Regions from separate parts of the Homo sapiens genome. Here region 1 is linked to region 2. The links are chromatin contacts, found by Hi-C or POLR2A ChIA-PET in ENCODE. All regions are on one chromosome and are shown on one strand. The core of a region is the stretch at or near the end of the contact, and the rest is flanking DNA. Distances in the headings are between cores, read along the strand shown.

Region 1 (4,326 bases), core at 1,553-4,052, 1.3 Mb before region 2:
TCAGTGTCCTCAGCTGTGTAGAAGATGAAGTCTGTGCATCCCAAATGTTCCTATCATGGGACTCCTTAAAATGGTGAAAAAAATTCTATGCATACACATAAACACATACAGATACACGCACCTATAAACATATACACAAACATAGTCACACATTCTACATATATGTATGTAAAACAACCAGACCCTGCCCAAGTGGATCAGCAAAGCAAGCAAAAGGATTATGAATAAAGTCGCTTTTCCTGCCTGACCTTAAGCATCTGAGTTTCTATCCTTTTTTTTCTTTTTTTTTTTGAGACAGGGTCTCACTCTGTCACCCAGGCCGCAATGCAATGAAGCAATCAAGGCTCACTGTAGCCTTGAACTCCTGGGCTCAAGCAATTCTCTCACCTAAGCCTCCTTAGTACCTAGGACTACATGTACCTGCCACCATGCCCGGCTAATTTTTTGGTAGAGACAGAGTCTTGCTATGTTGCCCAGGCTACCATGTGAGTTCTACCTCCTGTCTTAACCCATGTCTGGTGAGCCCTATGCCCAGTGAATGAAATCACGGACTACAAGTTTTTTTACATTCCTCTCAAGCTCTATAATGTCAGAACGCCACAAAGCCTCACCCTAGGATAGCGTTGAGATGAGACTAGAAATGCCCATGTCCCCAAGGATGCTACTGGACTGCAAGGGACAGACACAGCAAAGCAAAATCTGTCACCATCATTCCCAGAGTTAGGTGTTTCCTGAAGCAGAGACCTGAGCGACAAATTCTTTGGGAAAAACCAAGTAAGAATGCGCAAAGCAAGAAAGAAACTACAGGGGAAAGTGAATAAATATCATTTTCCTTGATTCTGACATCAGGATAAAAAAAATTAAACACATTAAAGGTGAATTTAGCTAGGCGATGTCATCCTCTACCCTCAGGTAAATGTATGCCCTGTTCGTAATTTCAGAAAAAAAGAATAAAGTTGCACATGGTTTCAATATTTTTTCTGTGCTAGAACAATCTAGTTATCTTTTTATTCAATAAGAACACCAAAATCGCTTGTGTTTCCTAAATAATCTTGAATTTATATAATTTGACATTTTTTTCAAAGAAGCATAAATTGTGTGAGGGCCATCTCCCCAGCGTAGGACAATAAATGGCAGGGCATCCTATTTTAGGATAACCACAATATGCAAACATCAGAACCCAGCCGACTCAGGACAGAGACACCTGCGTAGTGAATGGTTCACACTAGAAACAGAGGGGCCGCTGGTCTCAGGACCTCCTGACCAAAGAAAGGCTGGCTTGACTCTTCTTTCATCCAAGTGGGATGATGTCACCAAGCCACTGCCCAAACCTTCTCTCAGAATGGCTGACTTACTCTTAAAACCATCACCACCTACCATAATTCTCTTAAACAAAAACAGACCAGTGTTGGCCCTCCTATGATTAGCCTCCCAGCTGCCTCTGAACTGCTGATGGAGCACCTCCATGTGAAAAGCTCAGAAGGCAAGTCATAATTTGATCCCCTCTTGACGTGGCCTTGGTTTCCTATTTTATCATTTTAGGAGATGCTTCCTTTTGAAATTTTCAAACAACCCAGCCCAACTTTTTAAGACAGTCTGCAGTCACCCCGCAATTGGGATGCTGAACATCTTTTACTTTCAAGCACTGCGACATCTTAATGGTGTGATGTGGAACAGGAAACATTAACTCACCCGCTAGTTTCAGTCACACTTCACAGCTTTCTAACACAAGTCAAGGACAACACGTAAGGAAGTTAGAAGTCAAGGGGAGTGATAATGCAGGCACTTCAGAAGAGAGAAGCATGCAACAGCATCAGCATAAACACGAACTTCTCAACCAACAACCCTCCCCCTTTTCACTCCTATTAGAAAAACTACATACAATCCAAAATGTTCTAGTGCTCCTTAAACCTAAATGCACGTGAATCACCTGGCCATCTTGGCAAAAGACTGATTCAGTCGGTCTGGGGTGGGGCCTGAGACCCTGCATTTCTAATAAGAACTCAGGTGATGCCGCGGCTGCTCGTTTGAGGACCACACTTTGAGCAGTGAGGGCATGGGGTCCCTCCCCCACGTCCTCACCTCTCTTCTCACCCTTCCAGTGAGGTCAGGAGAGCCCACAACTGAAAACAGGTTTCCACCTGAACAAGGCTGAAAACTTGTTTCAAATGAATCTGAAGTGTGGGGAAATAATCGAAAAGAAAGCCAAAAAGAATAATCGCCCAAGCTGCAACAAGTCCTTCCAATTAAACAGAGAAGGAACTCACTGGTAGTGCTGTACAGCTCCCACACTTCAGAGAAGGATCTAGGGGACAAACTTAACCAATGGAAGAAAAAAAGGGGTGAATGCCCTCTCTCTTGGCTGTGTAAGCCTTGAAATTCTTTCATCTCAGTAAGAGTTACCTACCATTTCTGGGTACACACACACACAAGCGCGCACACACACACACACTCACACACCCCTTCTTTCATATGGAGAAAACACAAACCAAAACTCCAATACAAACCCCCATGTGTAAGCTAAGACAAGTCAAGATTTCCTTGGAGAAAACTAAAACTCATTCAGGAGCCAGGAAAGAGCTGCCTGAAGCCCAACACCCAGCCCAATATCTGAGGCCTCCAACTCTCCAGCTGCTACAGGCAACCCAGTAAGATGCCAATGTCTCTGGTTCAACAGGTTTAGAACACCTCCAAGTCCCCAGAGACAATTTCACATCTTCAAAGCTCTCACTGAGGGTGAATTTATGAATCCACACAGCACCTACAAGTTCTTCCTTCCCTAGGTGCTATTAAGCCCATTTCACAGATGAGGAAGCAGAGAGAGACATAAGAATTGTGGCAACTTGCCAAGCGCATCGCAGAGCAAGACCAAGCGTGCATCCAAAGTGAGAAGGCTCCAGGCTCCCACTCCCAAGACCAACCCAGCCACTCAGAACATCCTAGTCACAGGCCCTGAAGCGGTGTTCCTTTGGCAAAGACAGAGGTTCACCTTGGACTTCTGCCAAGGAAAAACACATTAGTCCTAAAGGCGTGTCCTCTGTCTCCCCTCGCAAACTGCTCAACTTTATAGGATATCCGGGATTAGACCAGCTTCTCCTCACACAAAGAGCATCCCCCTGCTGGCTGGCATGCTCAGACATGGTTCTACCAGGGGTACAAAGCAGACCTGACAAAGAATCATAGGCCATAGAACCAGAATTAGAGAGGTAGCTGGCCATGGGGCCAACACAGGGGCCTCCCAGGCTGGCCTGTGTGGATTTCTCAGTCACGTTATCTGCATCCCAGGCACACTGTATCTCCCACCTCACTGAGCCCTTCAGCAACCCTGGCAGGGAAGTGCTATTATGCTCCCCCGCCGCCCCGCCCATTCTATGTGTGATCTAGCTGAGCCTGAGACATCTTCAGTTGTATTTAATCAGCTTGTCTTAGGTCACATGATTTCATGAATGGCCCTAAATATACCCGCAAGTCCATAAAGATGCACCAGCAGAAATATATTTCTATTTTTATTTCTTACTTATTTTATGTACATATTTATTTTTTAGAGACAAGGTCTCCTTATGCTGCCCAGGTTTATCTGGAATTCTTGGCTTCAAGTGGTCTTCCCGCCTCAGCCTCCCAAGTCGCTGGATTATAGGCCCAAGCTGTCAGGCCTGGCTTAGAAACATTTCTAATGCTAACATTTCTGCCAGAATGCCAACCTTTTTCAATAAGTAACAAAGAACTGCGCTGAAGGATGGTCCTTTAACCATAGTCTCACCAGCAGCAAGAAGGAAGGGACAATGATTTTGGCGACCAGGCAAACAGAGGCATCACCTCCTCTGCAGTCAAACAGGGAAGATCATAAATCCCAATTTGGGCTTTCAAGTCATAATTAGGATAATGTCCATCTTTTGCAAGCTCTGGCGATGTTGCAAGCACTGGGTAGGGCGCCTTCCCTATCTCATTTGTAATCCCCACCATAACCTTGCAATGTTACCAATGAGGAAACAAGTGCTTTGCCCAGTGCCCACAGCCAGGTAAAGAGGATTCCATGTCTGGTTCTCCTGACTCTAAATTTGTGATATTTCCACCACACCACACCATGGAAATTAGGTGGTTCTGTAAGAACACTGGGGACCACCATGCCTAAGAATCATAAAATGCAGCTAACTTCCAGAGGTGTATTAATCAAACCCAAAACTGTCAGAAGGTTTTTAAAAACCCACAAAAATCCGCACTCCAATTTTGCCACTAATTTCCAAGCCATCATAGGAAAACCACCAAAACAAGGTTGGTGTCACTGCCGAGCTGAAGAAGTGGTCCTCAGAATTCATCCAGCAACTG
Region 2 (4,475 bases), core at 1,674-4,173:
TATCCCTACATTACAGATGAGGGAACTAGAGCTTGCAGGGGTAGGAGAGCCGCTGAGGTTCACTCAGCCAACAAGGGGCGGTCACGACTGGAAACCCAAGCCTCAAAACTCCAGCCCTCTTCCCGTTCCACCAAAGGGCCTCCCATGAATATACAGGCTCTGCAAAGTGTTCTTCTCTTCTTTTTCTTCTTCTTTTTTTTTTTTTTGAGATGGATTTTCACTCTCGTTGCCCAGGCTGGAGTGCAACAGCACGATCTCGGCTCACCACAACCTTCACTTCCTGGGTTCAAGAGATTCTCCTGCCTCCGCCTCCCGAGTAGCTGGAATTACAGACATGAGCCACCATGCCCGACTAATTTTATATTTTTAGTAGAGACAGGGTTTTTCCATGTTGGTCAGGCTGGTCTTGAACTCCCGACCTCAGGTGATCTGCCCGCCTAGGCCTTCCAAAGTGCTGGGATTACAGGCATGAGCCACTGCACCTGGCCAAAGTGTCCTTTCTTAAGGCCACATTCTTTACTTCTTCCTAACTTGAGCTCCACTCAGCATCTTCCAACTGAGCAAGTTCTGACTTGCACAAAGCCCAGAATCCTCCAAAGGAACTGTGACTAATATATTTAGCTTAACAATGTTAAATGAAGTATACATATAAGCATCATCTATGGAGGTTTAGAAAACAAGGGTAAAATTTGAATCATTTTTGTGAATATTGCTGAATATATTAAACATGCCAATTCTCAAGTTGATATTATTTGGATCTTTGTTATTGTCTACTATACAGATATTGTGTCCTGTCTTTTATAACAGTAGAAATGTGGAATTCCAAAGCTCCTCCCCTAGAATCCTGGCTCTTCTCAGAAAGCATACCCCACACACAGGGGGACTGAAAGTAACAAGTGTAACAGGCAGAAAAGTGGTGAAGCTGAGTCCAGGGGCCCAAACAGGAACTCCTGCCTGTAACCAGCTGATGCGAACTTTTATCCTTCAGGAAAAAGTTTTTCACTTTCGGCATTATATTATGTTTAAAATTACCAGGTTATACAATAAGTTGATGGATGGATGGATGGATGGATAGATGGATAGATGGATGGATGGATGGATGGATGGATAGATGGATGGATGATAGATAGATAGACAGATAAATTGATTTTTGATCCTTTGCCAAGCTTCATTTCTATTTTATTATCCCACCTTTAATACCTCAAGCTGGCTAGCTTCCTAAATTAATACTAAAGTTCTGAAAGAAACTTTAATAAAAGAAACATTCTGAACTCTCTCCCATTCTTAAAGAATGCTAGGATAAAAACTGATTAAAATTTCAAAATAGCATTGGTGTAGAATGTGCCCCAGTAGTCTGAGGAATTAAAGTTGGGTTTGTTTTTATTCAATTACTTAGCACAGATAACCTAGCAATCACTGTTCACAAAAAGGGAAATTATTCCTGTAGGGAAAAAAAATTAAGCCATGAAAGAGTAGCTGTTTTGTTTTTTTCAACCACTAGTACAATTAGAGTTGGTTCTAATCTGCCACTCCTTGTCAATTACACAATCTACTTTTGTAACAGACTTACCTTTTCAGAAAGCAGCTCACTTAAGGTAGGTAGTAGTTTTTCTCTGTCGTACTCAAAACTGACTAGGCTAGTTCATGTCCAAAAGCTTGGTCAAATGGCATTATTAGATAACCACTCTTACAAACATCAGGTACTATTTATTTCTTTATTTAGAGACAGGTTCTCGCTTTATTGCCTGGGCTCTGGAGTGCAGTGGTGCAATCAGCGCTCCCTGTAGCTTTGACCTCCTGGGCAAAAGTGATCCTCCCACCTCAGCCTCCTGAGTAGCTGGGACTACAGGCACATGCCACCACACCCAGCTAATTTTTATATTTTTTGTAAAGACAGGTTCTCCCTATGTTGCCCAGGCTGGTCTCCAACTCCTGGGCTCAAGTGATCCTCCCACCTTGGCTTTCCCAGAGTTCTGTGATTACAGGCATGAGCGGCAGCCCTGGGCATGGTACATTTTGATACTCTCAACAAACACATAGGCTGAGTTACTAGTTATAGTATATGTTTTTTGTTTGTCTGGTTAGGTTTTTCTTGAGACAGACTCTCACTCTGCCTTCCAGTCTGGAGTGTGGAGTGCAGTGGAGCGATCTCAGCTCACTGCAACCTCCACCTCCCTGGTTCAAGTGATTCTCCTGCATCAGCCTCCCGAGTAGCTGGGATTACAGGCATGCGCCACCACGCCCGGCTAATTTTTGTTATTTTTAGTAGAGATGGGGTTTTGCCATGTTGGCCAGGCTGGTCTCAAACTCCTGACCTCACAGTGATCCACCCACCTTGGTCTCTCAAAGTGCTGGGGATTACAGGAGTAAGCCACCATGCCTGGCTAGTTACATGTTTTATATCTAAGTGAGGATCACCTACCTGTTAAGAATATATTTATTATAGAATGAAGAGACGCTGCATTTAAAAGAGACAATTGGATACCACTGCTGTCATATTTTAATAAAACCACACTCAAAATAGATTTTTCTTAGAAAGTTACTGGAAATGTAATCCTACAATGTAACTTAAAAAAGACCTTTCATTCTTTCTGCATATGTGAAATAATATCCTATTTGGAGAATTTCTCTTTAAAGACTGCAGACAAGTTATGCTACATGTAACTACCACGAAAGAGTAATTGCAACAGCAGAAAGTACTTGCCTTTACTATGGCTAAGCTGATACAAAATTTCCTCAATTATTTTACATTTGGTGACTGTAGGAGGGGGAAAGCCTCCGCAGCCTTATGAAGCAACCAAAACAAAATGCAAAAGGAGCCTGAAATGTAGGGGCAGGGGGAACTGGGTATAAATGGAAAGCATACATCCTGTTTTTTTGCTGTAGAGTTTTGTCTCAAACTATCAATCAACTTTTCACCACTTCCTGCAATAGCAGGTCTACTATAAATCTCAGAGTAACCGACTAGGTTTCATTTCCTCTGCCCAAACCTAGAAGCCTGCCAGGCATGACATACTGAGACTAGAGCCCACAATTGATCACAGAGGACAAGACTCCAGTGAGGCAATTCCAGACAGTTCAAACTGGATGCTTACTGGCTAACTCGGCCTTTTAATTTCATAGCATACAAAACACACAATCTCAGGTTCTATCTGGGACCAAACAGTAGATCAAATTTCTTCTCTTTCCTTTTTTTTTTTTTTTTTTGAAAGATGGGGTCTCACTGCATTGCCCAGGCTGGAGACCAGTAGTCAAAGGAGCAGTAATACCACAATACAATGTTGAACTACTGGCCTCAGCAGCCCTCCTGCCTCAGCTTCCCAAGTAGGTGGAACTACGGGTACGTGCCACTGAGCCCGGCTTCAACTTTCTGAAGGGCATTTACTGCACATCAATGGTAGACTGGATAAAGAAAATGTGGTACATATACACCATGGAATACCATGCAGCCATAAAAGGAACAGGATCATGTCCTTTGTAGCAACATGGATGGAGCTGGAGGCCATTTTCCTTAGCAAACTAATGCAGGAACAGAAAACCAATTACCGCATGTTGTCACTTGTAAGTGGGAGCTAAATGATAAGAACACATGGACACATAGAGGGGAACAACACACACCAGGGCCTATCAGAGGGTGGAGGATAGGTAGAGGGAGATGATCAGGAAAAACAACTAATAAGTACTAGGCTTAATACCTGGGTGGTGAAAATAATCTGTACATCAAACTCCCATGACACAAGTTTACCTATATAACAAACCTGCACGTGTCCCTGAACTTAAAAGTTAAATTTTTTTAAAAGGGCTTTTATGATAATGACATATCATAATTCCTCTCTATTGAAAAGAACCAGTTCCATACTTTAGGTTCCTTGGCCCAAAACACATGTATGTAGCCTGATCTAAAGGTAATGCACTGGCTTTAAGTAGAAGTTGCTGGTGAAATTCCTATCTTGAATCTGAGAGCCGCCAAGAAAAACAAATACCAATGGATGCACAGAGGAACCTGAAGCTGTCTCTTCTTATTCTATAACAGTGAGAAGCACTTCCAGCGCAGCCATTAACAAAAACATTCAATCTCTAAGAACAAGAAACGACTAACTTAACACAAGGAAGGCTGCAAGCTAAAGAGTTATTTAAACCATATCTAGTTTGGGCCAATAACACAACTTCTCATACAAATTTCAACTGGTTTTTATGCCATTTCGTGGGCATAGGCTCTGAGAAACATCATCTAGTCCATGGATCAGCAGAATCATTTTCTGAAAACTCCCTGTATTAGTTTCCTAAGGCTGCCATAACAAACCACCAAAAACTGGTAGCAGAAAACAAAATATATAAATTTATTTTTCACAGCTCCTGAGGCTACTATTTTTTCTTTTTTTTTTTTTTTTTTCCGAGATGGAGTCTCATTCTATTGCCCAAGCTGGAATGCAATGGCACGATCTCGGCTCACTGCAACCTCCACCTCCTGGGTT

Evidence for each region. A loop is a pair of places that touch in the nucleus more often than their neighbours do. ChIA-PET counts read pairs that join two places held with the same protein, here RNA polymerase II (POLR2A). Pooled maps may share reads with other maps.
Region 1: a pooled map shows a loop between it and region 2 (5-fold over the local background). The contact joins two enhancer-like sites. A Hi-C loop is called at or near these places in 1 of 37 single-sample maps with no recorded cell type and 2 of 50 pooled maps. POLR2A ChIA-PET finds 5 or more read pairs at or near these places in 2 of 52 experiments (H1 and activated CD8-positive, alpha-beta memory T cell).

What each region holds. Positions count from the first base shown.
Region 1 is chr3:71,420,434-71,424,759 of GRCh38, forward strand. All of the region lies in intron 3 of FOXP1 (forkhead box P1), which reads right to left. Among named protein-coding and RNA genes, the nearest start is that of MIR1284, 120 kb to the right of the region's middle. RefSeq lists an enhancer at 1,567-1,616. Within about 2 kb of position 2,803, at least 8 of the 41 ENCODE cell types and tissues checked have a DNase peak (open chromatin) inside an H3K27ac peak, as active enhancers do.
Region 2 is chr3:72,754,193-72,758,667 of GRCh38, forward strand. The region is part of intron 10 of SHQ1 (SHQ1, H/ACA ribonucleoprotein assembly factor); the gene reads right to left. Among named protein-coding and RNA genes, the nearest start is that of SHQ1, 92 kb to the right of the region's middle. Within about 2 kb of position 2,924, at least 3 of the 41 ENCODE cell types and tissues checked have a DNase peak (open chromatin) inside an H3K27ac peak, as active enhancers do.